2 separate regions of the Homo sapiens genome follow, and region 1 is linked to region 2. Evidence: read pairs that join two places in POLR2A ChIA-PET (ENCODE). Cell type or tissue: PC-9. All regions are shown on one strand. Each heading gives the region's core, and the rest is flanking DNA. Links, peaks and the distances in the headings are about the cores only. Region 1 overlaps LOC124909439. Region 2 holds the start of PISRT1 (PISRT1 lncRNA).

Region 1 (15,964 bases), core at 5,066-10,065, 83 kb after region 2:
CACATTGTGAATGATCCTTCAGATGGTCCCAGACCCTAGCTCAGGCCCAGACATTGTGGACAAAGTGTCCCATCTGTGCTAAATTCCTGACCTCTGGAAACCTTGGAGGTAAAATATAACTATTGTAGATTTGAGTCACTAGGTTCTGGGATAATTTGTTAGGCAGCAATAAATAGCTGGTGCATAGGCTCTGTGGGGAGTCCGGGCCACAGGAAGAGCTGTCGGGATCTCTGGGGAGATCACTAAGTAAACAGACAGTGACTGTGTTGCTTGATAAGGGCCATAGAGGGGAGCACAGAGAAAGTGTGTCTGACTCCCCTGGGGTACTGGGGATGGGGGCTCAGAAAGTCTTCTTGGGAGAGGTGACATGTCAGCTTGGTCTGGAAGGGCTAGAGTTAGCCAGCTGAAAGGAAGGATGAAAAATGGGGAAGAATGAAGGGAGGGGGCACTCCAGGGGGAAAACCTGGGCCAGGGCCATGTCCCTGGGAACTGGCTGCTCAGGGTGTTATCTGGCTTTTCTAGGTGACAAATCTCTCTAAGAACTGATCATTGTATAGGGTCTCACAACTGGCCAAGCCCCTGCATCTACCCAGGACAAATGAAATCAAGACTGTGGCCTTAGAAATCCTGTTCCAGGCCAGGGCCTAGGTACTGGCAGGGTATGAGGCGGTGGCCCACAGACAGCAGTGAGGAGTTATCCCAGAGCACATCTTTCTCTTGGGCTGTAGCAGCCTCTGAAAGTACTGGAAACCAGCAGGGGAGGGGGCCAGGGGCGAGATGGGGGTCAGTAGCATGGCCAATGCATTTGGGCAGCATGGGAAAATCCTGAAACAGCTTCCTACTCCAGGGGAAAGGTGTTTTTAATGCAAATTACAGCAGCATTGTTACCTGTAAGTTGGTGCTGACTTGCTAGGGCAGCAAGGCTGGCATTTGACTCCTTTAGATGTTCCCCATGGCCGAGTCCCACTCTATGAACTGCCCTTCTCTGAACATAGCTTCTCCCTGGTGGCCTTGGGTTTTTGCCTGAGCCCCTTCTCATACCCGGAGTGCCCATCCTGCTATTTTTATCTAGTCCCTCACCTCCTCCAGGAAGCCCTCCAAGAACCCTCAGGCTCCTCAGGACTCTACAGCCCCCTGTAACAGCCCTGGAATATGGTGGTGCCATGGCCTGTTTACCTGTGTGCCTCCCCAGCTGAATGTGGGCTTCTGGAAGGTGCAGGCAGTATCTTCCAGGGCCCAGCCCAGAGGAGGCCTTCTTTAAAACCTTGCTTTTGGGTGATAACCAGGATGGATGTTCCTTTATCTCTGTCATGAGATCTGTGAACACAGGAGGGACTCATGTGCCCTCCACTGCCCTCTGCAGAGCCTTCCACACTGGAGCATTTGCTAAGCACTGGCTGAATGAATTATGTGTCTCTGTGATCTTCAGTCCTAGGCCATGAATATTTCTGGGTCTGCTCATTGAGAACTTGCATGCAGATAGCACTCCATAAGTGGTTGTTGGATCGAGTTGAATCAGATTCCAGGCTAAGGACAGTGGGATACTGGGGTGGATGAGCTTGGTGTGTCTGGGGGTATGTGTGTGTCTTTCAGTACCTCTGTGTGGGGGTCGTATCTAGATGTGTGTGTTTGTGTGCATCTGTGACTGAGTGTCCATGTGCATCTCATCTTGGATGAGTCCATATGTGTCTTTTGTGATTGTGCATGACTGTGTGTGTTGCGTGTCTGTGTGGGGATGCTCCCTCTGAGCTAAGAGCAGGGGATAGAGACAGCCACCACCCAGTCAGGAGCCAGCCAGCTGTGTCTCCATGGAGTCTCTTGCCTGCCGGGTCCCAGGACAGCCAGCCTAGCCTAGCAAGACTCAGGCCTTTTTTGCAAGTTCTAAGCAGTGGCACAGACACAGCCCACAGTGCTGCCTGCCCACCAGCCCCCGTGCCTGGGTGGTGTGCATGTAGATGGGGCCAGCATCTCCCTGGCCTCCTTGCTGCTCAGTAAGGAATGGATTATAATTCCCAGGCAGGCTGCATCTGCAACCAACTTGAGGGAAATAATTGTTGAGCGAGTTGAAAGAAAAAAATTGTAGCAAGGAACTTCAAGCCAGGCAGTCATCCGTGTCATTAAATTAGGTTAATCTAAATCCTCAGAGTCTAGTGTAGCAGCCTCTAAAGCAAACCCTACATGGCTCTTTGGAGTTCCCATTGTAAAGTTCCCAATAGGGGTGTTCTTCAAGGGACACAGTAGGCAGTAGCCTTGCAGCCTGAGGACACACAGAGCTTGTGACAGATACCAGTTCCTCCTCAGGGACCTGGCTCTGCAGGAAAAGGCATGAGATGAGAGGCAGGCCCCATCCTTGTGCTGCCCCTTCCTCTGTGTGAGTCCCCCAACCACTCCAGGCCTCATTTGCTCTTGCCCAGCTCACAGGGCCTATTAACAAATGCCAAGTGGGCCAAAAGGAAAGGAAGAGGGTCCCTTGGATGGGAGAAGCTGGGGTGGAGGTGAAGCCTGAATTACTTCAAACTTGCCTTAGTGTTGCTCCTCCAAGCTGGGTCTTTTTAACACCAACCAATGGCTGAATTGAAGAAAAAATGAGAGATGAGTCTGTGCAAAAAGTCCCACTCTTGTAAGGACTGCTGTAAATCATTAATTTATGACTGCATCCAGACATTTACTGACTCATTAATTCAATCATTTTCCCCCTCCTTTATTCATTCTTTTATAGATCCCTCAGTCCCTCATTCTCTCTTTGGTTTAGTCATCCAAAGGTCTCCCTCCCTCCCTCCCTCCCTCCCTTCCTTCCTTCCTTCTTTCCTTTCCATGCTTCGAGGGAATTGCCTGGTATGTGTTCGTCCCCGTGGCTGTGTAGAATGAAAAGCACTTCAAGTACCCTGCCCCGAGGACCAGTGCCCATGCTGTGGCCCCCCAGCTTGCTCCTCTCCCTCTCTCCTTGTGTCTTGCTCCCCACTGTCCCCTTACTGGAACACCATTTCCTCTCTGCTCCTCTCCCATAGGGAGCACATGAGCTGATGGTGGGCTGGTGAGGAGGCCTTTGTCAGGGCACTTGGGAGGAAAGGTGCTGAAACTGACCTGATAAATGAACCAGCAGGGATGTGTGGCCTGGCTCCCCCTCCCCCTTTGATCAAAAGCCTCTGAACCCCTGATGACATCCCACAGCATATTCCTCTATTAATCAGAAAAGCCTTGACAGATGTAAGCAATTTGTCTTTGGAGAGGACTGGAGCAGGGGTGGGGGAGGTGAAGCGAGGAAGCCCAGCTCAGCCCATAAGGGTGGGGAAGATACTGAGGGTAAGTCTTGAAATGGGGCTGAATACATGCATACTAAGAAGGCAGGGAGCAAGGTAGAGCCAGTCAGATCAGAAAGGGAAGTGCTTTCATTTCCAAGCATATTTCCTCCTTGATTGAGTAGCCCCTCCCAATACCACCACCAAACCACGAAGCAGGAATGAGGCTGAGATCCAGGGGTTAATCCCACTCAGACTCCTTCAGGGCTCAGATGCTTAAAGCAACAGGGGCCTGGTGGGTATGGTTCAGGCGTGGCTCTCATAACGCCACATGGCTGCTTCGGCTCTTGCCTGCTGATGACAGTGATGCTCAGCTTAAAAACAACATCAAACACCTAATGAACCTGCCATTCAGCAGATTGGGAGCTGGGCACGGGAGATGCAGGAGAGAAGAAACAATGTCAGTTCTCCAAAACCCCTAGTCTAGACTATCTGGCAGATAAATTAACCAGGAAATGGGTTTTGATGTGAGGATGGTCATGGGAGGGAGCATACAATATACAGTGTGGAGTGGCCAGCCCAACAAGAGGGGTCCTTTCCCAGAGGAGAAGACACAGCTGCATCTTGAAGAATGAGTAGATGTGCTCACATGAGAAAGGCCCCTCTTTTTTTGTCCATTTGGAGAACTGCTACTCATCTGTCAAGGTTCAGCTTGGGTCTCCTGTTAGCCTCTCTTCCTCACTAATTCTAGAGGTCAGGGACTGTGACTCATCCCTTTGTCTCCAGTGCCCAGCCCGGGGCCTAACACAGAGTAGCCACAAATGTTTCCTAAAGCGAGTGAAATGGACTTGCAGGCAGTGGGAGTAGCATGGGCAAAGGCATGGAGGCATGATCAGCATGGGGCTTTGCAGAGAACTACAGTCTGTGTGTGTCCGTGGGGCGGTCTAACTGATGTTTTGTATCAATAGGAAAACTGAAAACTGAATTAAATTTCTTCATTTTCATGGAGATATCTGGCCCCATACAAAGGCAGCCCACGGATCTGACTGCCACTGAGGAGTATTATACAATCTTATTTTCATTATGCTTTTTTTTAAAAGAGTGCTCTATGAATCTGATTAGATGCTTCAAACATAAATTTTAAAACTTACTCTTGCAAGTTTTAGAGACTAAAGCCACGGCCAATGTTTTGATCATATGCCTCCTTCCCTTTCCAATAAACACCTAACACACTTTGCCAAGCTTTCTGTGGTCAGGATTTACAGATCTGTGACTCAGCCCAGTGAGCCAGGGAACATGAAAAGATGTCGCTGGGGAGAAATATGCAAGGAAGGATGGGAGAGGTCAGCGCCTCCACCAAGCAGGACAGACTCCCACAGCTTTTCCTAATAAACAAGTTTCCAGGGCCCTTTGAATTCTTCCAGAGAGAAGAGGAACGTTAGCATTCACATTGAGGGGAGGAACATCACGCACAGTGACCACGTGGGCCCAGATCCTCAGAAAGGGGAGTTAAAAGCTCAGGCAGGAAACAGAACTGGGAGGCGGGCTGGCACCGGAATTAGGGTTGCTGACAACTATCATCATTGAGTACCTGCTGTTTGCCAGACACCGTGCTAGGCCCAACCCATAAGGCAAGCTCAGAGAGGTGAATTGCCTTGTCTGAGGTCACATGGCCAGTAGTGGGAAGCAGGGTTCAAAGCTGGGTTCGTTGGTTCCAAGCTTTTGTTCTTCTAGATTCCACTGTGATTTGGGGCCATACAATGTGGAGGGGCCAACCCAACAAGAGGAGTCCTTTCCCAGAGGAGAAGACACAAGCTGCATCTTGAAGAATGAGTAGATGTGCTCCTGAGGGTGCAAAATCAATCAATCTGAAGTCCAGGGGATGAATTTCTGAGAGCCACAAAAGGGGTCCTCCTTACTCAAGACCAAAGACCTGAAGAGTCCTTCATCAGGGCTCTGACCTGGGGTCTGGGCCTGAGCTTCCTTCTGGATTGATGCTTATTGTAACATACCCAAGATGCTCACAGATGCTGAGGACCTCCAGCCAGTTCCAAATGAGTTTGCGGTAGGAGGATTTTTAATAGGATTGACTCTAGACTTAGCATTTCCTCCAAATGCCTTCCTGGCTGCAGGATAAAACCTCTGCCAGCCCGAACCATGCAGGTGCCAATTCTGTTTCCCAGGCCCACATCGCTTCCCACTAACTCCCTGACCCCTCTATGAGGCCAGTTCAATGTCGACCCCCTCCACACAGCTCTCCTTGGCTCCTCTGACCTTCATTTATTTCCCAGTCCCTGAGTGCCTGATAATGATAATAAAAAGCTGTTCTGCTTATTGAGTGCCTGTCACGTGCTCAGCATTTTATATATATTATCTAGATTAATTCTTATAACCCTACTCCAAGGTGGGTCCTATTGTCTTCAGTTTTCAGAGGAGACATGGAGACTCAGGGAGGTTAAGTAACTTGCCAGAGGTCACACAGCTGGGAAATGGCAGAGCAGTGAGTTGAGCCCCTTGGCTGTCTGAGCAGAGAGCTGCTGTTCCCAATCACTGTGCTTCTCTATCTGCAAGCTGCATCACAGAGGTGAACTTCTCATTCTCCTGTCTTTACATGATCTCTGTTCCATTTAATTTACCCTGACTTTCCAGGTGTGAGGAGACTGGTGTCTTCATCCCCTAGTACCATTTAAACCTACTTTTTCACTGTGCATTTAAGGCATTTTGATATGGTCAGAACTTAGTACATGATTTCTGGAGGGCACACGAGTGAGCCTGTGGGTATATCTGTGTACATGTCTGAGAACGTGCATGAGTGTGATTGTGTGCCTGTGTGTGTGTGTGCATGTGTGTGTGAGTGTGTTGGGGAAAAGAGGTCAGGAACGAGAGCAGGGAGATGGGTTGGAAGGATTTAGGGTGGTGACAGAACAGGGAGATGAGGGAGTCTGAGTGTTCCCGGGACTCTGCTGTACCCAAGGGACAAGAGAGGAGCGAGCACGGGAGTCCTTGGGGGACTACAGAGAGACCAGAGGCCCTGGGAGGGATGAGGCCTCTGGGGGTAGACACACTCCTCTTGATGATGTACTTGGTAATGGCTGCCAGGAAGCCTGGCACAAACTTATGTGGATGAATAGGGAAGAAGACAAGCTTCTTGGTAAAGTAGGCCCCACTTTACCAGATGAGGTTTGAAGAGATACAGTAACTGACACTGAGTACATATTGTGTGCTAAGTGTATTACATGCATGAAAGTATGGGATCCTCAGACCTGTAAGGGACACAGTGTGATCCTTATATTATGAATGAAGAAACTGGTCCAGAGAGGTTAAGAGGCTTGCCAAGGCCACACAGCAGATTGATGAATTTGGAAACATGGATGAGGACAAGAATGTGTCTGTCCTCCAGTGACTAAAGCTGAGAGTTCTCCTGGGGGTGCAAAATCAATCAATCTGAAGTCCAGGGGATGAATTTCCGAGAGCCACAAAGGGGTCCTCCTTACTCAAGACCAAAGGATAGGCCTGGACTCTCAGACCTTAGGGAAACTGCAGAATGGAGCTGGGGGGCTGCCAGGGGTCCAGGACAGTGGGAGTACCCAGTGCCTCTGATCATGGAGGGCCTATGTCTTTTTCACCATTGGCATAGAGTATGGTTCGGCAAGGTTAACAGAACTTTGGAGCCCTTTGGAGCTGGGTCTGGAAGGTCAAGTAAGGGTTCACCAGGGAAGTTTCAGGCAAGTGCATATTCTTAGCAGTTCATTCCTGCCTCTGAGTCATTGAGCAAGACATCTCTTCCTCTCCCCAATCTGATTCTTATCTGCCCTTCAGGGCTGAGTCCTTAGGCACACCTCCTCCAGGAATCCTTTCTTGTCTAGCGCAGCCATGTTGATCACAAGCTCGGAGTGGCCCTGCTCTGGCCTATGTGCAGGACAGTTGTGACCCAAGCTTGGCTGCTCTGCACTGGTGAAAGCACCAGAGCCTGGAGGCCCAGCCAGAAAGCAGAGGCTGGCTGAAATGGAGAGGAAAGGGGAGGAAGAGAGGGGGAGAGCCATTGTTATCTTCTGGACAAGCCCAGCAAGAGGGAGCTATGCACGGCTTCTCATTCAGAAATAAATTCTAGTCAATGAGCTGGAAGACTGCTGGGAAACAGCAGGCTTTGCCTCGGCAGCTACTAGTAGGTCCCAGAAGAATGTGCAGATGGGAATATACTAGGGATACTATGTTTAAGTGCCTCTCAACATATATTGCAATATGAGTAATGTGGCTTTTTTTCCTCTGAAGTCCCACCTAACCACTGAGGCAAAGCCATGGGGTTAGTGCTTCAGGGGAGAAAAGAGCAGGCATAGCGTAGAAAGTGGATATTGCTAGGGCAGGGGAGGGAGACGTGCCTAGAGGAGTCCCTTCAAGCTGCAAGCGGAAGGAAACCTGTTTCAGTCTTGGGAGAAAGAAAGAAGAGGAAGGCAGGGGAAGTGGTTGGACTGTGCCATCCTGCTTTCCTACAGTTTCTCCCAAAGAGAAACCCAAGAGAGATGTGTTGTAAGAAGACACAGATAAGTCTTAGGCTATGTCTGATTTCAGGGCTTACATATGATTTCCAGGGAGCTAGACTGAGGAAATTTTGCTCCCTCTTAGAGAGCGCCGCATCCAACGTGATGCCATTGCCCAAAAGACAGAGTCAGCCACGGCTGGGCAGGGAGACTACCACGTAGCAGCCAGTCTCCTTTGGCTCCTCTGGAGGAATCTGGAGTTGTCCTCCAGCTGTCACCAAAAGCTATGAGAAGTAGGAGGTGGAGCTGCCATGGGGCTGCCATTGTGAGGGTCAAGGTGACCCCAGAGGAGAGACCAGGCTGCGGGAGACTGGGCCAAGGCCAGGTGGTGTGTGGCTGAGAAACAGGGTGTGCAACATTGCTAAGAATGGAGCCGGGGCCAAGTCAGCCTGGTGGGGGAGTCCAGTGGGCAGTGAGCATGCTGAAAGAAAGACCAAAGTTCTCAGCCCTGAGCTCTGTCAGGGGAAGCCAGCAGGGGTCCAGAGAACAACCCCAAGGCTTCTCTCTTCCTTTCCCAAGACCCCTCCCTCCATCAAAGGAGGATACATAATCTCCCGCCTACTCCTAGAAGCTCTCCTGGGAAGAAAAATGGGGGAAGGGGAGAAAGGCTCAGCAAGGCTTGCTTTACCTGCAAGACACTAGGATTCCTTCAGCTGTTAAATCCAGTGGCTCACTGCTTCCCTCCACCATTCTGATGGGGGATATAGAGAGAGAGAGAAAATAAAACCTCATTTGGGGGCATAGTCCAGTGTGTAATATGTTAAATTGTTGACCATGAAACAAGATTAATCTGAGGTTCAGCCACAAATCTGTACTGAGGGCACAGTATCTCACATGTGAACTTGTTCTACCTCTTCTCTCTCAGATCATCTTTTTAGATACTCAGAAGCAGGATGTCTTCGAAGACAGTTGTGCCCCACTCCTTCCTCCCTCCGAACGGGAGGGTTCTTGCTGTGCTCCCATATTCTTCCATCTCAATTCCTATCCACCTTCTGGGGCACTTCAGTGTGTGTCCTTTCTTCCTTCTGCGGGAGAGAGTGAAAGGGGGCACGGGTGGGTTCTTCAGTAGGCGCTGTTTAGCTGGTATCTCATAGGGTGGGCACATGGCTGGCTGGAGTAGATTGCTTTAGGAAGTGCCACGTCAGAACTTTGAAGATGGTTTGAAACCATGTTTGCTGTCTTAGCTTTTGGCTACAAGTAACAATTAAGAGTAACAGAAAGTGTAGATTCTTAACATTAAGGCTAAAAAAAGGTGGATCCCAAGTCAGTTCAGTGGCTCAAGGATGTCATCAAGGACCAAGGCTCTTTCTAGCTGTTTATCTCTTATCCTCAGCATGTCAGCATTTCTGTCCCTGTGCATATTGCCTCATGGTTACAACATGGCCGCCACAACTACAGACATCACATTTGTTTTTTTTGTTTGAGACAGGGTCTTGCTCTGTCACCCAGGCTGGAGTGCAGTGGCACAATCATGGCTCACTGCAGCCTTGACCTCCCAGGTTCAAGCAATTCTCCCACCTCAGCCTCCCGAGTAGCTGGGACTACAGATGTGTGCTGCCATGCCTGGCTAATTTGTGTATTTTTTATAGAGACAGGGTTTTGCCACATTGCCCAGGCTGGTCTTGAACTCCTGAGCTCAAGCCATCCACCCACCTCGGCCTCCCAAAATGCTGAGATTACAAGCTTGAGCCACTGTGCCTGACCAAACATCACATTCTTATACATCTGTAGTCAAATCAGGCTTGTGTATCTCTCTTTTTTGGAAGGGAAATTTCTCCCAGAAGCTTAATGGTGGCTGGTTCTTGTGCCCACTTTGCAGACCACCCTCTGGGCCCACCTTCCCTGAAATGAAGACATCTATAATCATATAAGCAGGTTTCTATTAGCAGGGAGAAAGGTTGGGATGACATTGGTCTGGAAACCAACAATGTCAGTGGTTCAAGTGAGACCAAGCAAGGAAAGAGAGCCAGGGCAGGAAGCTTCATGTGACAAAAGCCGAGGAGACAACAAGGAATGTTCAGAGTGGGTCATTGCTGAGCTGCAGTGGAGGATGGTGGTGGTGGTAGTGGTGCTGATGATGGTGATGATGGTGATGATGCTCGTGTGGTGATGGTAGTGGGGATGAAGCCACACATTCTGAAGCACTTACTGTGTCTCACCCTGTATCATCACCAGGGATCCCACACTTAATCCTCCAGCAATTCTATTATTTTACTTACAAGGGAACTAAGGCTTAGTTCCCTGCACTGGCAGGTGCTGGGGCTGCAGTCATTATTGCAACCCTGGCTGTTGGTGTGGTCTGCTAGGAACACTTCAAAGCAGCTGCCATGCATAGATTCTTCCTTTTATTTTTTATCACATATTTAACAAATATTTCAAGAGTCTCCTCTGTTAAGCTATCCTACATCTTAGAATTCTAGGATACCATGGAGGACAAGATAGACAAGGTCCCTGCTCCCATGGAGCTACATTCTAATGGGCAGCATGAGGGATAATCAAGGAAGCAATTAATCAGTGAATCAATACACAAGAAAAATACCAGCTCATGGTAAGGGCAAAGAAGGACACTGTGACAAGTTGCTGCCATCAGGAGTACTTGGGGAAAGAACTTCATTTATACTGAACGGTCCAGGAAGGGCTCTCTGAAAAGGTGGCACTTGAGCTGCAACTTCTATGGAGAGATGGAGCAGCCATGTAAAGACCTGGGGAAAGGGGACTCCAGGCCCACGAACAGCAAAGAAACAACCTCTGGGGTGGTGGACAGCATTTGAAGAACAACAACGACAAAAAACCCCACCCTGACTGGAGCCCAGTTGGGCAGGGACTGAAGTACATTGGAGAGGAGTCTGGAATTTTTTCTCAAGTGGTATAAGACGCAGTGGAGCATCTTCAGCAGGGAATGCATAATCTGAATTGTGCTTTTTTGAAGTGTATCCTGGTGCGGGAAACTGCCCCTTTCTGTGGGGCTCACTGGCACACCTTGTTCCATGGGCATCGGTCCTGCCTCCCCAGGAGAACTGCAAGTTCTTGGAGGTGAGAACTCAACTGAGCTTGCCTCCTCTTGCATGTGAAGGGTGAAGGCCTGCAATGGAGATGAGTGTCATAAGTAAATATTGAAAGTTTCTGCTTTACCTGAGGGTCCTGAGAACAACCATCCCAGGTAGAAGGTGGAGCATGAAGGTATCTGCTTCTCAGAAGTTCCTGGAGTCCACCATTTCACATACCAAAGCAGACTCAGAAGAAGACATCATTTTTCCCTTGGAGATGTTTCTCCAGGTTTGTGGGGGGTTCCTCTCCATCCAGCCTCTCACACAAGCTTGGGAGCAGCCCTGGGTCTCATTAGGAGGAGGCTGTCAGATGAGCTCAGCGTCTGGTGGGTCATTCCTCCAATGAGATCTGATAGGTAGCAGACGTGTGTGCTGGGGGTGACCTGGTGAGCAGTCACCCTTCTGCCCCCGTCTGCCAGCCAGGGGGCTTCCCCACCCCTGCAAGGTGCTCCACAGAACTTGGCGCTGAATATATGAAACACGAGGCCATCCCTCATAATCAGAGCTGACTTATGGGAAAATTAAACACAGAAGGACATTCTGGCTCCAGGGAAGCTTCCTTCTATGACTTCCTGGAGGCATAGTCTGGCTGTATGCACCTTCAGGGAGAACGGCTGACCCTGCTGTCAGCCAGAGAGCTGTGACCCCAGGGTGGCAGTTGCATCTCGATGATATGTTTGTATCTGTTGGAACAGGGGGGCTAAGAACAAAAGAATAAAAATAAGGGTGGAATCTTTTTGTTTGGAATGTTCCATCTACTCTGTAAGTCCTTGTGTCTGGATATCATTTATTTTTCAGAAGTACTGAGTTGAAATCTCATTAAGTTTTTCCAGGTGAGTCAGTTATAAATTATCTAACTCCTTCTGAAGCCATTAGAAAGAATGCAAGGTCTGCTTAAGGCAGTTTACAATAAAGAGCCAAGGTGGACCAGTTCAGAGGAGCTATCAGAGTCAGAGCACAAGGAAACCTGGGAAAAGGTCTCAGGAGGTTGAACCTGGTGGAGGTGTGGCTGAGTCAGGCCATGACTCAACTCTGCTGTCACCCATTTGGACTGAAGGACAAGCTAGAGGTCCTCTCTTGCACTGCATTTGCACACTAGGCTGCAGGATGATACAGAGCCAGGGTTCATCATACTCCCTAGTTTGTCCAGAGAGCGCTTTGAAGGCTGCTGTGGGCTCCCTTTACTTAAAAAGACCCTTTCTCATTAGGATTTAAAGCATATGCTTGGCCAAGTCTGTCAAAATGCATCACAGAGATGGTCCCAAACTAACTGTTGAGCAGCCCCCTGCCCTGATCAAAGCGGAGAAGGCAGGCATCGCGCTGCCCACGGATGCTGGAGCACGTGAAGAGAGCCAGCTGGGACTACAGTCCAACAGGCCCACAAGCCACAGGCCAGAGGGCCTGTCCACGAGCTGCTGAGCAGTGAGGCACCTGGATGAACCCAGTGCCCAAGATGTCCATGAGGGGATCAACGGCTCCTCTTGTCCAAAGCCAGATCATAACAGCTTGAGCCCTGCCAGGGAATGAGAGGCTGATGTTGTAGCTGGAAGGGCTGGATGGGGAGGGGACATAGATAAGGGGATGCAATTCCCTGCTGGGCTAGTGTGGGAAATTAAAAAGCACAGACGATGTTTATGCCCTAGAGGTGAGTGGAGGACCAAAGGAGACCCTAGAAGCCCCAGATCTGAAGCCGACTCTAATTGCAACAGCTCCGTTGCTTGAGTAGTGGCCAGACACCTGGCACTGTGCCAGGGCTGTCATGCCTGGACTCATCCAAGCCTCCTAATAAATCACTGAGGGTGGGCATACTAATGTTAGCCTATAGGTTTGACAAACAATAAAATAAAACACAGAAAGATTGAGTACTTTGCCCAATGTCCCACAACTAGCCCACAGCAAAGTTAGGGTTTTAACCTACAGCTGTTTGGATACAAAGCCAGTGCCCCTAATCCCTGGGTGTACCACAGCTTAGAGATCAGACCAGGTGCAGCCCCATCATAGAGAGGAGAGATAGTCATTAGGGGACCTGAAAGCTTGGGGTACAGGTCTCCCCAGTGGAAGGCTGGCTCAGAGGAATTCCACATGTGGATGTGGGCCCGGGATCGCCGTTCAGCAGCTGCATATCCAGAGGACGACTGAAAGGGGAGGAACAAGGCACACAGGTGGGAGTCTCCTGCTGCTGACCACCCAGGATGGACCTGCCTGGGGAAGGCTGGAGGATTTGGCAGGGGCGAGGGAAAAGCAACTCACACTTCAATGCAAGAGCTCATCCCAACACCTTTTGAGACTGGGGTGTGGTCTCATTCTCTAGGAATCAGCGACTCAAAGAGGGACTCACAGAGGTGGAATGGTGGCTGGCTCATGGTCACCACAGTAGAGAAGCTAGTTTCAGAAGAAAACTGCAAATAAATCTTGGAATGTTCCATCTGGGACCTCAATGGCTTTGTCCTGGGAAGGTTTTGGCCAAAAAAGAGGGTGCTGTGTCTGAGATGAGGAGAGAGGTGTGAATGTCCAGCTCCTTGGGCTCTGCTCTTCTTGTCCCTGGCTGGAGCTCCTGACTCAGGCAGGCAGGGGCATCGCAGGACCCATGGGTGCAGAGCCCAGAGCCAGGACCTCAGTTTACTCTGGTTGTCTTCCTGCCTATCTGGGCTGAGATGGGGATCCAGCTCAGCAGCATGTACGGTGTCCCCCACATACCCCAGTGTCACAACTGCTCCAGCTCGGCTTCCTCAGCAGCCCTGGCTCCATGCTTAGGACCCGTGGTGGGTCCCTGGTATTCACTATGATGCTGCCTGCCCAGCCCTCTGCCCCTGCTCCAGTGCCCAACACACCAAACTTGTCAGCCCGGCCTCTGGGGCTGGCACCTGTCCAGTGTTTCCTTCTAACCCCCACCTGGGCACTGGCCTCAGAGTCATATGCTCCTGGGTTAAAAACTCTGCCACTTACTAGCTATACTCGCTGGGCAAATGACTTTATTTGTGGTGCTCGTTATTAAGCCATTGTCTCTCAGCTTCAAACCAGCGTCCCTCTGTGATGTTCTGGGATCCCACAAATCACCAGTATGCCTTGCCAGAACTCCTTGTTAGGCTCTGCCAAGAGGGGGCACTAGAGGGAGCCTGCAACACTGGTGGATGGAGAAGGGGTCAGCTCCTTTGTGTCTGTTTCCTGTTCTGTTGGCAACACCCCAGCAATGCAATGGCCCTGCACCCCAGCAGCAGCCGCTGGTTCCAGCTGTCAGTTTCCTCCCCATTCGCAGACCTGTCCCATGGGGTCCTCTGAGAGACACCCCCTCAGAAATCTGGGCCTCAGCCTTGCAGCCCCCTCCCAAGTGTCCACATCTTTATAAGCCCACACTCTCACCCTTGTTCCCTCAGCCCTAGGGGCTGTTACTGACCCTGAGGATCTTTTCATGTGCTTATTTGCCATCCCTGTATTTTCTTTGAAGTGTCTGCTCAAATCATTTGCCTATTTTAAACAATTAGATTACTTCCTTATTATTGACTTGTAAGAGGGCTTCATATATTCCTGCTGTTACTACCTCTGATGTCTCAGCATTCCCCTTTGCCTTTCTGTTCTGCAAGCCCTGGTTAACAGTGCCTTATATGAAATTCGCTTTGTCAAAAAGACATTTTCTGTCTCCCAACAGACATACTAGTCTGTGCCTCCGATTCCTCATCCATCAAAGGGGAACAGTGACTCCACCTCACAGGTGGCAGTGAGGAGTCAGCCAGAAGATGCCTGTGAAGGGCATCATGGCCCAAGGCCTGGCACCGAGGTAGGACCTGGTTCGAGTGGCTGAAGACTCAGCAGCTTCAACAGGGTCCCTATCGTGAGCCCCCAGAGCTGTGCCTTCCTGTTTGCTTTAGGCCAAGGGAAGAAGCAGAGTGCCTCTGTGGGCTCCTCTCAGCTGACGCAGAGGCGGTTTTTCCAGCCAGCTTCTCTCCTTTGAGAACTCGTGCGATAAAGGAGAACCTGGGCAACCCTGGAGTGAGGCAGGGTGAGGAGAACTGGCCCTTCTTACATGGCCTAATAGTCACATTTAAGAAGTACCCTAATGAGAGATTTTTTAAAAGTCTGGTTTTCAAATTTCACTGTTAAGAAACAAAAGGGCAGGCCATAAACTGGAGGGAATTAACTCAATGTTAAGTATACAGACAACTTAAAAAAAGCAGAAGATTTGAACAAACACTTCACAAAAGAAGATATCAGAATGGGCAGCAGGCACATGAAAAGATGCCGAATGTCATTAGTCATAGAGAAATTCAAAGTAAACTACAATGAGATATCACCACCTCCTCTCCCACTAGAATGGCTAACATTAAAAAGACAGAAGATTCTGTGCTGATGAGGATGTGGAGCAATTAGTACCCTCATACTTTGCTGGTGGGTTGCAAAAAATAAGACCATTTTAGAAAATTGATTGGCAGTTTCTTATCTAGTTAAACAGAGGCTTATCATATGACCCAGCAATCTCCTTCCTGGATATTTACCTGAGAGAAATGAAAACATTTGTCTGTATAAAGTCTCCTTTGCAAATAGTCATAGAAGCTTTATTCATAATAGCAAAAACCTAAAAATAGCCCACACGTCCATCAATAGGTGAAGGAATAAATAAATCATGACATATTGGCACAATGGAATACTAACTCATTGGTGAAATCAATAAACAACCTGTATACACAATAAATCTCAAAATCATGCAGAGTGAAAGAAATCAGACATCGAAGAGTACATGCTGGGTTATTCCATCTATATGAATCTCCAGAAAAGACAAATCCGTTCTATAATGACAGGAAGTAGCTCCGTGGCTGCTCAGAGGCAAGGCTGGGGTGGAGCACTGATGGGGAAGGGGAGCAGGGTACCTAGAGTGATGGGAGTGTTCTGTACAACAGCTGTATACATTCCCCAAGGCTTACCAAAGGGTACATCTAACATGGATGCGTTTTATTATGTGTCAGTTGCACCTCAATAAAGTTGATTTTTAAAATGTCACTTAGACATGAAACAGTCTTCATAAGACTGACATACAAGGAAGGGACCCATCACCACAGAGAGCCTCCAAATGGAGCCTCCTTTGAAGGAAACCCCCTTCAAACACCCCTGTGCTGAGCATTTTCTGTGTACACCCACTCTCCTGCCA
Region 2 (15,964 bases), core at 7,337-12,336:
CTGATATTTTACTCAGAATTTTTAGCTCTTTGCAAATTCCTCAGGCTTGGTATGTGGTTCTAGGCCAAGTGTGCCTTCCTGCCACAGAGCATTTGTGTGGCTCAGCCCCATGATGACCCCTTCTGCCTCTAGTCCAGTGTTGGCCCACAAGTCATAGGAAGCATCCCAGACCCTTCCACAAGGGGTAAGTATATGACTTCTCAGCAGAGGGATGTGTCTGTACACCTCCTGCCCTGTCTCTGCCTCCTCAGTCTCTCTGAGATGTGGACCTTGGTCTCAAGACTCTGTTTCCCTGTTGGAAAGCCTGCCCTCCCTGTTCCCTCACCTGGACCCAGGTTAGCACCTGCTGTAGCACTTGAGATGTCATGGTTAGAGATCTGTTCCCTGCGATTGTCCCTTCTTAGAACCCATCTAGAATACAGATCTGTTCATTTTTTATTCATTATTAAGATCTTAGTGTGAATGAATTTGTCTGATACTGTAATAATAATGGTAATAACCAGTATTTATCAAGTTCCTATAGTGCACTAAGTGATATTTATTGAGACCCCACACTGACAGCACAGATAGGGAAAGATTAATCTGTAGATCAAGATATGACCTGGAGTCGGGGGCTGGCCAAGGGATCACTAAGATGGGTTCCAGGTGTGATGGAGTTCATGAGGTCCCTGGGGGGCTTGGAAAGGGAGGGGGACAGGCAGATCTTTGTCATTCATTCAGTCAACAAACACTCCCTGAGTGTTCTGAGTGTCAGGCATTATGCAGGCTGCTGGGGATGCTGATAGGAATAAAGTCTGGCCTCTGCCCTCAGGAAGCTTAGAAGAGCCTGGCATGGCAAATTGCAGCATGTCACCCAAGATCATCTATCCTAGTCCTTCATTGTACAGATGAAGTAACTGAGGCACAGATAGGGGAGGGAACTGGCCCAGGGTTGCACAGCAAGTACTTTCCTCACAGAGATAGTGAGGCTGGCCATGGGGAGGTGCCCTACATCTCCCCCATCCCCTAGAAGTCATCTGCCCAGCAGATGATCTGGGCTGCAGTATGGAAGCCTGGGTCAGCTGTAGACTCTGCTCCCCCAGGGTCCTGTGGTGGTACTCCTATGGCTCTCAGAGGCCGTTGGGGCTGGGGTACAGTGGGGGCCCCTCTGCTTTCCCTCAGTCCCCAGGAAGGGCAGACTGCTAACTGAAAAGGCTCTGCTGCAGCCTAAGCTGAGGGGAGGGCCTTCCTCTCCCATCCAAATGAAACCCATGGTACAGAGCCGTCTTTATCATGTCCCAGCTGGGACTGCCTTGAGCTTGCTGGGAGTTGCTGGGGCTGGGAGCGAACCTCAGGACAGGCTGACACGGCAGAGAGGAGATAATTTCAATCTGCAGCCTCCAGATTGAGGGAGAAATGTAAACACAGGCTGCTGAGCCAGCTGGGCACCCCACTGGCTGGCCCTCCACAGAGCCCGCTGTGTAGGGAGTGGGGTTTCGTCTGTGACCTGGTTTTTCTCAGGTCACATGTGAGAGGGTGGCTGCTTTGGCTGCTGAGGTCCCTCAGGCCAGCCTCATCCTCAGTGAACCTGAATAATGCACTTGGCCTGACCAGCAGACGGGGAGGTGAGAGTCCCAGCCCAACACCAGACAGAGCTCCATCCGATCCTAGCTCCATTCCACACTTCGCTGTGGAGCATCCTTCAGCAAGTCACTTGATTTCTCTACACCTCAGTTTCCTCATCTGTAAAATGGGGGTCATTTTAGGACCACCTTCATGGCAGTGTTTGATTTTTATTCATTCTACAAATGTTTATTGGGTACTACTTAAGTTCTGGGGAGCATTCTAGGCATTGAGGATACAGCATGAACAAAATACAAAGCAGAGGCTGTCCCTCTACTCAAAGCTGAGAGTGAGGCTTCAGTGAGATGCTATGGCTAAAATGCTTGACACTGGCCCTGGCACGGAGAAAATGCTCAATAAATGGTAGTTACTGATTGTTATAATTAATTGAGTCAGTGCAGCCTGAGTCCATCTCCCATCCTCTTCACCCCTTCACATGGCTAACTTGTACTCAGCTTTTAGTATGTAGACGTTCTTTCCTTCAAGAAGCCTTCCCTGATTTCCTGAGCTGGATTATTTCCCTTTCTCTCCACTTTATTATGGCACTTATCACAGACCATTGTCACCTGTGCACTCTTCAAGGCCAGGCTAGATCTTGATCCATCCCTGGCACATTGCAGGTGTTCATTAAATGTTTGTTGGAGGCTGGGCATGGTGGCTAACGCCTGTAATCCCAGCACTTTGGGAGGCTGAGATAGGTGGATCACCTGAGGTCAGGAGTTCGAGACCAGCCTGACCAACATAGTGAAACCCTGTCTCTATTAAAAATACAAAATTAGCTGGGCATGGTGGCAGGCACCTGTAATCCCATCTACTCGGGAGGCTGAGGCAGAAGAATCACTTGAACCAGGGAGGCGGAGGTTACAGTGAGCTGAGATCACACCATTGCACTCCAGCCTGGGCAACAAGAGCGAAACTCTGTCTCAAAAAGAAAAAAAAATGTTTGTTGAGTGAATGAATGAATGAATGATTGTGAGTCCTAACCATAACCCCTACTCTCAGGGTACTTTAGGTTATAAGAGAGTCAAGGAAAGGAACTTTCTTGCTTACGACTGAGAATCACTTATGGGGAAACCACAGGTTAGCAGTGTGAATTTCTGTATGTGTGAGTACATGATCGTGATTGCTGACATTTATTTATAGTGTGTATGATAGCTGAACATTGTTAGGAGTACTTTAGGTTGATTTAATCTTAGCCTACTCCTATGGGGTAAGAATGATAATTTTCCCCATTTTGCAGATGAGGAAATGGAGGCCCAGGATGGTTAAATATTTTGCTCAAGGCCATCCAGATAGTAAATGTGGATGGAGTCAGGACTTGAACCCAAGTGGGACAGCTCTAGAGCCGATGCTCTCAATTCCCCACCCTGTGATTTCCCATGCCTGTGTGTGTGTGCGCGCACATGTGCTTGTGCATATAGATGTGTGGGCAGATGGGCATGCCCGTGCGTGTCTTGTGGCAAATGTATCCTGGGAAACTCCTATTATGATGGGCAGTCTCTGGCCCTGGACAGGCTCTAGAGCTTGGGGTGGCAGAAAGAAGCAAGCTATTGCTTTAGGTCCAAGTGACAGAAACAGGTAGTCTAGAAGGATGTGCTGTCATAAAAACCATAAATAAAAACCACTGTGTTTTGAGAAACCATTTGCTTGTCTCTGGGTGGACCTGATGATGTGTGGGCTGGTGGGGTGGTGACAACTGCAGGTCTGAGAGGTTGTGGACACCAAACTCAGCATGGCATATTTATTTACTGGCTAGTTTTAACATTTTTCATTACATATATCTCCAGGGACCCCAATGACATATTGAGAGGCACAGGGTCTTCTGCCATTCTTCAGGCTCTTGATACTGTTTGTTTTTTCCCCAGCTGTGGGCAGAATGATTCTTAGGAAACTGATGAATGGTGTTTGGTCAGGGGAAAAGAGCCCATGTGTTTTTGTGGGTGCATCTGTTAGGTGCAGAACTGTGTTACACTCAGGCACTCTTCCATGTGTGCCTGGCTCTACATACTCCTTACTCAGAAAGAAAGAAGCTTCCTTGATGCAGATTGTCATTTTTTCATTCAACCAACACTCCTCAAGATGCTACTCTGTGCCAAGCCTTGTATAGGCCTTAGGAATAAAATGGAGCACGAGACCCAGGCCTGGAGGAGCTGACAGTCTAGTGGGAGAGTCAGATCAGGAAACCATGACAGCCCAGGATGGAGAGGGCCCTACCTGCGGAGCATGCAGAGAGCACCTCATGGAGCAATTCCTAATGCAGCCTGGGGCAGGTGCAAGCAGGGAAAGCTTCTTGGAGGTGCTAAGTGGGATGAGTTTTGAAGGGTGAACTTAAGATAACCAGGGAAACAAAGTGAAGGGATGCTTTCATGAGTTGTAGGTAGTATAAAAGCCTGGCCTGAAGAGAGGGTCCAGGGTGCTCAGAAAATACTAAGTAGTTTGGTTTGGATGGGGAGGCATGTGTTTGTGCTTGTTGGTGTCAGTGTGTGTGTGTGCATTTGTTTATCAGGGGAGGTAGTAACTGAAGAGTTGCATTGGCAATTTCTATTTACATGTTTTCTGTGAAACACTTCTATGAAGTACAATGCATAAGGAACATTTAGTCATTCACATTTTAGTGTGAATAAATTGACCTTTTTTTTTCTTGAAGAACATCGAACCCTTGAATGAGAATAGATGCTGAATGATGATACAGGCTACCCTGTTCAAAATTAGTCATATTCCCTACTCTGTCACATTCTCTGCAACTCTCAAAACCCTCCTGGAACCTGTTGCTGTTTTCAGCCTGTATCCCCTCTGAAGCATGGCAGTCTTGTTGTCTGCCCTGCATTGTAGAAAGCTGAGGAACCTAACATTTGTCCCACACTCACCTCTGGTTAACCCTGTTGGGAGGAAGGGACCCTCCTGATACAGAGGCATGGCTTGGGCAGGCGCCACAGGTCTGAGAGAGTGAAGGGAGGCCTGGGCAGGCTGCCGGCCAGACCACCTGGCCCAGTCCCTGCTTACTGTCCCTGTGCCCAGACCTTGCCTTGCTCCCAGCTGTGGTATCTTCTCTTTGACAGATGAAAGTAATAGACCACCCCCTTCAGAGGGGGCTCCAGTAACTTAAACCATGTGGGCTCCACGGGGTAGGGTGGGATGCAAAACACACTTTTGCAGGGAGAAGGGAAGGCGTGAGGAAGAGCCATTGTCTCAGTTTTGTGTGTCCTGCCTGGAGAGGGCCTCAGGGTGGATGTTTAATGGGCTTGCCAGCTGGGCGATGGAGCCCCAGGCCTCCTGACTCACTGGCCACTTGATTGGCTGAGTGCCTGGTAGACCTAGCTTCTGGACAATCGTGGTGCATGGGCTGCAGGCACATCTCCAGAATGGGAACTTTGGGGTATACAGTCCCTTGGAAGTAGCTGAAATAAAACCTCTCCAAAGTGGTGCCATCTCTGTCAGGACCTGATGGTTTGAACTCCTGGGATGGTGGGCTTCTCTTTCAGAGCTGAGCTGACCTTCCGAGGGATCTGGGGCTGAGGCCAGGTCCTGAGCTGCTGAGGGCAAGGCCCTGAGGATAAGAACTGGGGACAGACAGCATGTTCTAAGCCAGGCTGGGTGGCCACTTGCTGGGACACAGTGGAGGATTCACTGTCAGGTAGGACTGTTGCAACAGATTATGTTAAGAAACTGTACTTGGGTTCCTATACCTTATGAGATAGCTGCACATACGTTGTCTCTTTTGACCTTACAACAAGCCTAGGTCCTATATTGAGGATTAAGTTATTTAAAAAGGGAACTTGCCCAGGGTCACAATGAGGAACGGGTAAAGGCAGGTTTTGAATCAAGGCCTAAGCCCATTTTCACTCTTTACAGTACATCTTTGCTTCTAAGGGTCAGCTCCAGGTTGCTGGAGTTCAAAGCCCAGCTGGGCCACTTTTATGTATGGTGAACTTGGGCAGGTTACTTAACTTCTCTGTGTCTCAGTTTTCTCATCTATCATTGTTAACGATAGAACTGCCTGTTAGGATTTTAGGGAGGATCTAATGAAGTAATTCAATGTGAGACCCTGAGCAAGGACCAGGCGCATTGCAATTGCTCACCAAGTAATAGCTGCCAAGGCCGTCAGTAGAATTGCTGGGGTTGTGCTGGATTGTAGATGAGCATGTTGGTGTGGATGTGATCTCAGTACCCCATCACCTGGACTAAAGGGTGTGATGAGCTTTGGCTCTTTGGCCTCCTGAGGGTCCCCTTCTCTTCAAGTCCCAAAAGATGACTTAGACACTGGGCTCCATAGCCACTTTCACACAGTCACTCTCCCATGGGGAACAGGGGAACAATGAAGGAAAAACACTGCATAATCCATTCATGGCTGGGAGCTGGCTGTGGCTGTTCAGGGCCCTGTCAGACCATGCTGGCCTGGAGCTGTCAAATCATTAAGGAAGGTTATTTTGAAGAGGTGGACTTAGTAAAGTTCATGCAAATGGAATGTTTTCTGTAATGAGGAAGCATGGTCTGAGACTACAGTGGTCTGAGAATAGCTGGCCATACATCCGAGGTGCCAGGCCAGTCTTGGTTATGTGTGATGTCTCAAAGTAATTATTAGCAGTGCCCTTTTCATTGTTAAACGTGCCCTGGTTCAGATGATAAATTATACGTCAACCCTAATTTGAGTTGCAAGCAAGGCTTTATCCACTGAGCTGGCTACCTCGCTGAGTGTAAAGGTGTGCTGGGAAAGCCCCTTTCTTCCCTGGTAAAGCCTGTCACTACAGGGCTACCAGGATCCAGATGGTGGGGCCTGTATGGGAGACATCCAGGAATAGCCACAGCACTTGGAACCCAGGCAGCAAAACTCCTGACTCTGCAGAGTGGGGGTGGGGGTGGGTGGAGGAGCCAGGAAGACGGCCTTGAGTGCAGTCCAGCTGGCAGCATGGAGGCCTGGGCCCACAGCCAGAGACCCACACTGCTTTGTCACCTGGGTAGGAGTTGGGGAGATTTTAGTTCAAAGACATATGAGATATTGGTCTGGCTTAACTTTTTCATTTTCCTGATAATAATGACAATGGTAATCATGACTACCTTTAATTAAGCCCCAACTAAGTGCCAGGTGTGTGTGTGTGTGTTTGTGTGTGTGTGTGTGTGTGTGTGTGTATTATGCACAAATATATATGTATATATAATTTAATTAAGCCCCAACTAAGTGCCAGGTGTGTGTGTATTATGCACATATATATGTGTATATATATTTGTGTGTAATACTTATATATTATATATAATCATATATACACACACTATAGATATAGTGTGTATGTATAACATATTTATACATATGTAACATATACACACACTTCTTAAAGTAGTCCAGAGATGTTGGGTGAGACAGAAAGAAGAAAAGGAACACTCTTCATATCACCCCACTAGTAAGTGGCAGAACCAGGATTTGGACCCAGGATCCAGTATGCCACTTGCACAGCCCTGCAGCCCAGGTTGGGCTTGGAAGATAAAGAGGCAGGGGAGGATGGGCTTGCTGGGGACCTTTCTGTTCCTGTTTGTCCCTTGCCCTCCCTGGGCCATGTCTGCCAGGGAAAGGCCATGCTCGAGGCCACATGAGGAGTTGCTGAGCTGTCTTTCATCCGGTCCCGCAGTTATTTGTTCAGCATGCAGTGCAAATTTCCCTGTCTCGAGACATGGAATCTGGTAAAGCTTTGCCTGGATCAATGTCCAACCCCTTTCAAGTTCTGGAGAAAGTTACTCCTCTCTAAAGTTCAGACCTGCCAGACTCAATAACTCCACAAAAATGCTTGGATGAAAATTGCTCCAAGCAATCCCAGTGGAAAGCCAGCACCTCACCCCTCGTTTAAAGTTATGATCCTTATCATAATTAATTCAATAAAGAAGTAATGTGCTTCAACCTAGGCAGAGAGAATAATTTTCTGTCCTGACTGGTATAAACTTTCAACTCGGGACATTTAAACTCTGGGTCTGAGCTCTTGCAGCAAGTAATAAATTGCAGACCCCGGCAGGGCTGCAGAACCCTGATTTAAACTGCGGTAAATAGGCCGCTATTGAAGAGAGGAAGATTTGGATTCGGGTGGGCAACTCCAATAAATAGCAGAGCATTGTTTATAAACCCTGCAGTCCCGGCTGGCCTCCGCCTTGAGACAGGCAGTAGCGTTTGCTGTTGAAAGCACCAGAGCGTTTGATCCTCACACTCAGAGGACCCACCTTGAGTCTTGAATTTAAAATCTGTTTCCTTCTATAATTGAAAGGTAGGATTAGCCTGACTTCTAAACAGACTAACACATTCTCAAGTGGAGATACTGACTTGGACCAAGCCAACTCAGCCCAGAGTTGCCTTTCCTACTCTTTCTCTGGAGGTTGCAGTGATAAAAGTTCATTCTGGATTTGTTTTGAACACGTTCAGAGTAACGAAGCCCCTGTATTGTCCCAGAAGTCCATCAGGTTTGCAGAAATTACAAGTTTAGCAATCAAAGTCTTTGGAAACAAGTTATAATAGAAGGAAAGTCAGTTTCAATCAAAACAACTTTCAGATTGCATATTATAGGAAAAGATAAATTCAACATCCATTGTTTTGTGAAAATAATTCAATGATGAGGGAGGCAGGGTTCTTTAAAGTGGTTAAATTTGGGAACATCAAGGCGGTTGTCAGACTCGTATTCTTTTGTTCCTGGCTTAAGATTTTGGATACCTCCTTTTTGAACTGACAGCAAGCATGCATTCCAAAACTCAAGAGGACCTTTCTCTTCAATTTTATGGGGTTGAAAACAATTGTATTATCGGCCCACGTTCTGCTCTGTGGCCTCAAGCTCATGCAGAGATGCACTGTGACAAGGCTTACTGCAGTGTTAGCTATTCCAAACCACGCCGGGCTTGCGTAGCGCTATATCCAAGACAAATAGCTGGTTCTGGAGAAGTGATTGAGAATATTCATGGATGTTATTCATCAAAACACACAACATACACATACTAGGCAGCCTAGACCCTTTTGGTATCATAAAAAATGTGAAGCGCTGCCCCAGGGGAGGGAGGAGGAGCAGTCCTTTGAAACTTAGATGGGGAGAAGAATGTAGGAGAGAGGATGGGGCAGCTAATCAACTATTTCAGGTCCAGGTACACCCCTTACATCCTTTTTGGAGCATAGACAAATATACATAAATATGTGGATAAATAAAATAATTGTGTGCCACATATATCAATCATTTTCTGTGGGTTTGTAAAGAAAATATCTAATATTCTGTTTGTGCCTTGCCTATATTTGTGTCATCCATTCGAGGCACCGAGTATAAAATAGAAAATGGAAGCTGATGTTACTTTAGCTCTTGACATGGTCAAATATTTCTATTGATGGTGACTCTGGGTCTTTTCTTTCTAGTCATTTTTTTTTAAGTGAGAAAAACATCCACTTTGTAATTTATAATGCTGGATAACCAATTTTAAAAAAGAAAGAAAAACTCAACAAAAAATAAATACTCAAGGCTGTTGTTTGTCACTGGATTTTGTTTCTAAGCATCCCACTTAGACTGCTCCTGACCCTTTCTTGGTACAGTCCGTCTGGAAGGGCTGGTTTCCCTGGGTCCCTAAATGGGTCGGATGTCAGTGGTGAACAGTCCGTCTGGGGTGAGAGGCGGAAGGGCTGGTTTCCCTGGGTCCCTAAATGGGTCGGATGTCAGTGGTGTCTGTGGGGTCTGCTTCCTTGACATTGTCTCCCAAATGAGAAGTGACCATTAAGACTTCCGGGGGCTTAATCTTTCAGACCTAGATCAGCCCTGCTCAGCAATTTCAAACAAACCCAACAATGTGGCTGAAACTGGCACAAGATAGGGTACCCTGGGATGAAAGCGCGTGTTAGAGCAGCAACTGAAATCCAGAAAGCTAGAGCTGTGTAGCTTTCATGACACAAGCATTTGAGCCAGCATGTTTGACCAACGCTCACAACCCCCGCTTGCGCCCCCTTCCACCCTCCAATCCCTCTTGGATTGATTAAATTGGCTCAAGATGACACCAATAATTGGCTCAAGATGGGGCTTCGACAGGCCCAATGATCCATATCTTCACATTCCCTAAAATCAGTCCTTTCAGCTCTGTGTTGGATTTAGGATGGTTTACATTGGCTCCGTCACAAACATTTTAATAAAGTCCCAGAGAAACCGCAAACGGGTGACATCATTGGATGGTGTTAAAAAAAAAAAAAAAAGAGTCCCATTTTGTAAGAGAGAGGCTGGGCCTCCAGAGTGTGATCAGGGTCTGCCTTCCCCATTTGGTCATTCAGTAATCATCCTCTGTAATTAGGACCATAATATTTAAAATGGGGTGCGGCAGGGGGTTGCCGGCAAAGGACATTAGCTATTAAGTAAAAAACAAATATGAATATTTTGACATAAAGTAGCCAAGAAGATGAAGGACTCTAGGGTGGGTTTGCCGCCCCAGGGCTGAAGGGCTGGCTGCCTGGACTTGGGTGGAGGCATGTGGAGCATTAATGTAAGGACAGCCCCTTGTCCCCTGTCCCAGGACACAGAGACAGGACAGTGGGGCTTTGGAGCTGAGGATCCAAGCTGGAGAGGGGAGCCACTCAGAGCCTGGGGATTCCCATTAAGAGGGTTTCTTGCTGAGGGGTAGCCTAGAGGGAATTTTCATTTTCTTCCCTATAGTATTCTGTTCACTTACCTGGAACTTTTTCTAAGAGTTTATATTAGTTTTACAATTAAAAAAAAAAAAAAAACACAAGTAAGCTTTTTCAAAAATTAGTATAGCTATTTTGATTATGTCCAATGATTGTAATTATATATTAGACTGAAAATATCTGGAAAAATACAATATTAATCTTAATGGTAGCTCTCACTGGGTGGTAGGACTAGGGAAGATTTTTGTCTTCTATTCTTCTGTGAATTATTTTTGTAATAGATAAAAAATTTCAAAGGAAAGGGAAACATTGAAACCTCAAGAAAACAAATTGAGCTCATTTAGACATAGATTAACCTATGTGTATAGTGTCCTCCCTCTTCCTGCAAAAAAAAAATGAGAGTTGCTGTTTTAATTTTAGTATTATATTGTATTTTTAAAATGCATTTCAGGCAGAGGTGGGAGGATCACTTGAGCCCAGAAGTTTGAGACTAGCCTGGGCAACATAGCAAGACCCTGTCTCAAAAAAATGCATTTCACTCGCATGATTATGAACTTACAAGAAGCAAGATGTTTTCAAATGGCAGAATCCAGCTTCCCAGTTGAGGAAGGGACAGATATTGCATTCCCTGCGAGTCGGGCCTTGCTGTCTGAGGTGAGTTGGTGTGCTGGTGGGTCCCCCCTACTGTTGTTGCTCCCTCAGAAGGGGCTGGCACATTTGATGTGTATCCCCTTGTCAGGCAGCAGGGCTGAAGTCATGTCGAAGATTTCCCAGAATAATCTATCCATATGGCCATTACAATTAATTGACTTTCCTGTGACTGAGGGTCAATCTGATGCCAGAATATACCTTGATCACTTTTTTCTAGTGAGAGATTTCTAGACTGTTTTGTTTTATTTATCTTATAAACATATCTCTGTGTTTTATGGTTCACACTGAAAGAGGAACCTGGGGACCTTACAGACCATGTAAAAAAGGGGAAGATTAAAACATAGACTATATGGGGTGGGTGTGTGTGTGTGTGTTTGTGTGTGACTGTTTTTTTTTTTTTTTTTTTTTTAAGCGATGCATGTTTTAAAGACTGGATCTGGCCATGACTAAAGGCTCATTGCTAATGCTGGGCCTTATTTCACTGACTGGAGTTCAGGCATATGGAAAATACCTGTTAGTTCAACTAAATACACCTAATATGAAAAATGGACTCTGTTCCTTGTGCTAAACAAATGCATTAACAAATTTGCATAATGTAAACTCATCCCTTTAATGACTGTTTGGCCCCAAAATATTGCTGGGGTTATTCTTTCCTCCTCTCCTCTCAGCCTAATTTTTTCTCACAGAGAAAGTGGGAAGGAGAATACTCTGGAATGAGACAGATGTGAGATCAAATCTCTTTTTTGTTTCTTGCTGTGTGATTACGGGCAGGTTGCCTAACCTCTCTGAGACCACAGTTTCTTTTGTGTGTAAAATGGAAATTGTATCCCTTTCTAAGGGTGATTTAAGAATTGTATGATATGGCCGGGTGCAGTGGCTCATGCCTGTAATCCCAGCACTTTGGAAGGCCGAGGTGGGTGGATCATGAGGTCAGGAGTTCAAGACCAGCCTGGCCAACTTGGTGAAACCCTGTCTCTACTAAAAATACAAAAAAAAGAAAAAAAAAATTAGCCAGGTGTGGCGGTGGGCACCTGTAATCCCAGCTACTTGGGAGGCTGAGGCAGAGAATTGCTTGAACCTGGGAGATGGAGGTTGCAGTGAGCTGAGATCGTGCCACTGCACTCCAGCCTGGGTGATAGAGCAAGACTGTGTCTCAAACAAACAAACAAAGAATTGTATGATATGATGGATATAAAGCACCCAGCTCAGACTTGTTTTGGCCACACTGACAGAGGAAGGTGAAGCTTTGAGGCATAAGAGAAGAGCCCCAGAATGAAGAAAGAAGGAGAATATGGCTTTATTCACAGCTGACTCACTTTGGGAGAGTCACGGCTTCTCTCTGGAACTCAGTTTCCCACTTAGAACATGGGGAAGGTAGAAGTGTGTGGAGTGTGTAGAGTGGTCAAGAGCCTGGATCAGGGGCTTAAATCCTGGCTGCCTTACCTTGGGCCACTTCACCGTGCTGTGAATTTCCTTCTCTGTCAAATAGAGGCCTTGTGCAAATTGTTTGAAAGCCTTTGCAGCAATGCTTCGAGTGTGGTGTTGTTTGAGTATCAGTGTTTGCCATTATTCTTATAACAAGGTTCTCTTTGGTCCCTTCTGGCTCTGTTTTTATTTATTTTTTTATTTCTACTTCCTCTGCCCTCAAATTTTCAAGGACAGGCTGATTTTTATTTTATTCTTCAACATTAAGGTAACTGCAAACATATTGTTGAAGGAAAATAAAAGGTACTTCTCAGGCTTTCGTCTGCAATAACTTAAAGAAAAGGACCCAGAAAAAAAAAAAAACCCAAGGACCCAGCACTGTCTTGATTCTGTACAAATGTTCACCTCCTTCAAAGAGGCAAGAAGGCAAGTCCTGCCAGATCTGATTGTGCAGACCCAAAGGATCTGATCGCCCGTCACTAAGGCTACTAATCAAATTTCCATCCAATATGCTCACGCAGGATTTCCTGATCAAACACTTAAGCCTGCCCCTCTGCACCCCCATTAGCTAACATGTTTTATATGCAGAGGGGTCATCAAAAGTGTAATTGCCTTAAAGAAACTTAATCCCGCATTCTTGTCAACTCAAAGATAACTAATAATGCTTGCTAGCTGATATTTTTCCAACATCAAGAGTGTACCAGAAATTAGGATCTTGTTCTTAATCTTCCTCACAGCAGATGTTGAAACCTAGGTGTACTGATATCTCTCACGGGCCAGGTAAAAGGATGAATTTTCTCTAAAATTAGCTGGCTTTTCTGGGACAATATGCTGCTGCCACGTAATGCTAGAAGACTGGAATAGGCTGTGGAGATCCAAGCCCAATGGTTTTTCCTAGTCAGTGTAACATTATTTTGGCTTCCAAGTTCAAAGTTTACCTGTGAATGCTTCTGAGGATATGGCATCCATTTTACATTTGAATACATTTAATCAGCTAACATTATGGAGTGTCTGCAAAAGAAGTTTGCTAGATGCCCGCCCGAAAAGAAAGCAAAGTGAAAGTACAGCACAAGAAAGGGATTATGTGAGTGTTGATTTTAATGTCAGTTATTGTATTTAATAAGGGTAATTAAAAACATTACATGCTTGATATTGGTTTATTATGTGGATATATTCTAAACATAGCATGTGCCTAACAATTCATTATTTTGCCATGCTTCACAGCTTCTAATATGTCCATTTGGTCAGTGTTTCAGGGAATTTTTTTTTCAAAAATTGAGATTTTTTAAAGCTCTTATTTCTAAAGGTGTTTCTCATATTTGAAGTAAGTTTTCTGTTTCCATTTTCAAATAATCACTATGTGATTATTTTATAATCATGTAGTATTCCCTTTAAGGGGAAAAACTTCCCATATCCATGTGCATACATGTACATGTGCCTGCCTGCACATGTGTGCTCGCGCATACACATACCTGCACGGACACATCAACAATGCCTCACTGGGATTTGTGGTTTGAATGAGAAATGGTCCCAGTCAGGCTGGGACAAGTAGGTCAGGAAATTTAACCTGACTTTCCCAACCCCAGTCATCACTGGCAGGGTCTGAAAAGGCCAGGTTTGTCAGGACTCAAGGATCCTTGGTGTCTGAGTGGCAAAACTGATTTGAGGTCCTGTCTGTCCTGTCCTAACATTTGCCCTAGACTCCTCCAAGTGGCACTAACTAACCCAGGCTTTTGTGCACAGTGCCTCCACTTGTGTGATTACCCCTGACTCCACTCCTGGATGAGGTCAGGGGTCATCTGCACAGACTTGTTCCACTACTTCGGCAGGACAAAGAAAATGTGTTCCTTGTGTTTACAGGGGGAGAACAGAGCCTGCCACGAGGGCCTGGAGAGGCCCGTGTAAAACAGGCCCATATGACAAAAAGGTGAATGAATGGTATAAGTTGCAGCCATTTATGGCAGTCTAGGTATATGCCTGTGAGGGAAGTAGGATTCTCCCTTCTTTACAGATGAGAGATTAGGTGGCCTGTCAACATCATAAGGTTCTTCAGCACCACTGCCCCCACCCAGGATTAAAAACCCAGCCCCATCCATCTCCAAAGCCCGTGTTCTGTCCACTGTTCCCTCCACCCTGCCCTCCTAGGGAAACACCATGCACTAGAACCCTTATGCAAGAAGCCCATGCACACACAGTCACACATGGTACATGCTGCTTCCTACAGCTACAATGACTGCATGGTCTGAAGTTGTGCAAACAGGAAAGGGAAACATCTATGAGAAAAAAGCACATTCCTCTTCTGTCCTGTATACCTCTGCATGGGACACTCTGTGAGGAAGTCCTCAGACATCATGGTATCAATTGCCCTGGGTGGCATGGTGGGGGTGGCTCAGGAAGAAGCTGTCCAAATTCCCATCACCATCTGCCTCCCAAACTACCCTAGGTACAGTCTAATTAAGTAAACAAATTAAACAATCAATAAACAACTACAGTCTCAGTAAATTCAGTGTCCTTGCTGAGCAACTGTAGCTCCAAGACAAATCTCCTAGCTACCTCCCTGTCTTTGTAATAGATTTCTGCCCCGATCCTCCTCTATGTAAATGTTGAAGCAGTGTCTAGATAGGCCATTTCAACGATCTGTTTTATTAATACATTTACTCTGTATTCTGTCAGGCCCTGATGTAGGACCTGGACACAGAGGTGAACAAGACGTGGTCCTAGACCCTAAAGGCTTTTGAGGGAGGTTAAACTGATTAGGCCTACCTGCAGGTTGAAAGGTGGTCAAGATGCTCTCTGCAATTGAATTTTCAGCAAAGGCATGAGCGTGCACTGACCTACCATGGGAAAGCAACTCTTAGCTTGTTTTCATTATAGAAGGGTATCTCTTTATTTATTCCTCGACTTAATCAGGCCTTTGAATTGGCTCATCTCAGGCTGGGTGGGACAGAGGGAGAGAAGCAGTTCATTTCAGGTCAGTTTGGGCTGCTTGTAGAAAATGGGTTGTTACTTGATTGCACTGGATGATCCATGTCTGATTTGAGAAATTACTCAGCAATCTGATATTTTGCTAGTTTGAAAAAAATGTTTCCTACCAGCTGAATGCAAATCACATTTTATATGTTAATGAGTCATAAACTCAGAGAATATCCATGCTTGAAGAGTCCCTAAAGGTTATGGAGGCCAGCCTCCCCATTTGACAGATAGGGATACCAAGGCTCAGAGGGTAAAGGACTTGTCCAGAATTGAGGTAAAAATCACCAGGCAGCAAATTATGAGTGTTTCTATTACTGGGGCATTTTCCAACAAGTTTATTGCCACAGAGAGAATGGTCTCAGTTACCCTGGGCAGCCACAGAACTTGACACAACTCAGGAAGTAGTTTTAATGTCAAGAGTTTCACATATTTTCCAACTTTGTTTTACCAAAACGCATCTGCTGTTCAGAAACATCCCCCGACTTCTAGGAGAAACATCTCAAAAGGACAATGAGAATATTTTCTATTTTTATAATGATGTCGGATCTTTTACCTTTGGGAGATTTGTATTTAAACCAACCCAGCTTGCCAACTTCCCTTAAAGAAGAAGTCATTAAATTTCCAATCGGAAATTTGAGCATAAATGAGATATTTCAAATGAAAACAGCAAGGAATTTGCAAAGGCATCTGATCCTG

The links. ChIA-PET counts read pairs that join two places held together with the same protein. Peaks named below come from ENCODE experiments on the same cell type or tissue, not always from the same donor. Only the 100,000 strongest peaks of a DNase experiment are listed, where the experiment ranks them.
Region 1: POLR2A ChIA-PET joins it to region 2 with 19 read pairs; 2 of 35 experiments call an interaction of 5 or more read pairs at or near these places.

The regions. Positions count from the first base shown.
Region 1 is chr3:139,306,046-139,322,009 of GRCh38, forward strand. It overlaps LOC124909439, which reads right to left. Exons shown (of 2, transcript XM_047449421.1): 2 at 10,100-10,859. The coding sequence ends at 10,449. Among named protein-coding and RNA genes, the nearest start is that of MRPS22, 30 kb to the right of the region's middle. In PC-9, for the core only: no CTCF peak of the experiment used is centred there; a DNase peak (open chromatin) is centred at 7,036; H3K4me3 peaks cover 550 bases; H3K27ac peaks cover 1,305 bases.
Region 2 is chr3:139,220,875-139,236,838 of GRCh38, forward strand. PISRT1 (PISRT1 lncRNA) reads right to left here and starts at 12,648. Exons shown (of 1, transcript NR_027070.1): 1 at 12,118-12,648. RefSeq lists an enhancer at 1,373-1,872. In PC-9, for the core only: no CTCF peak of the experiment used is centred there; no DNase peak of the experiment used is centred there.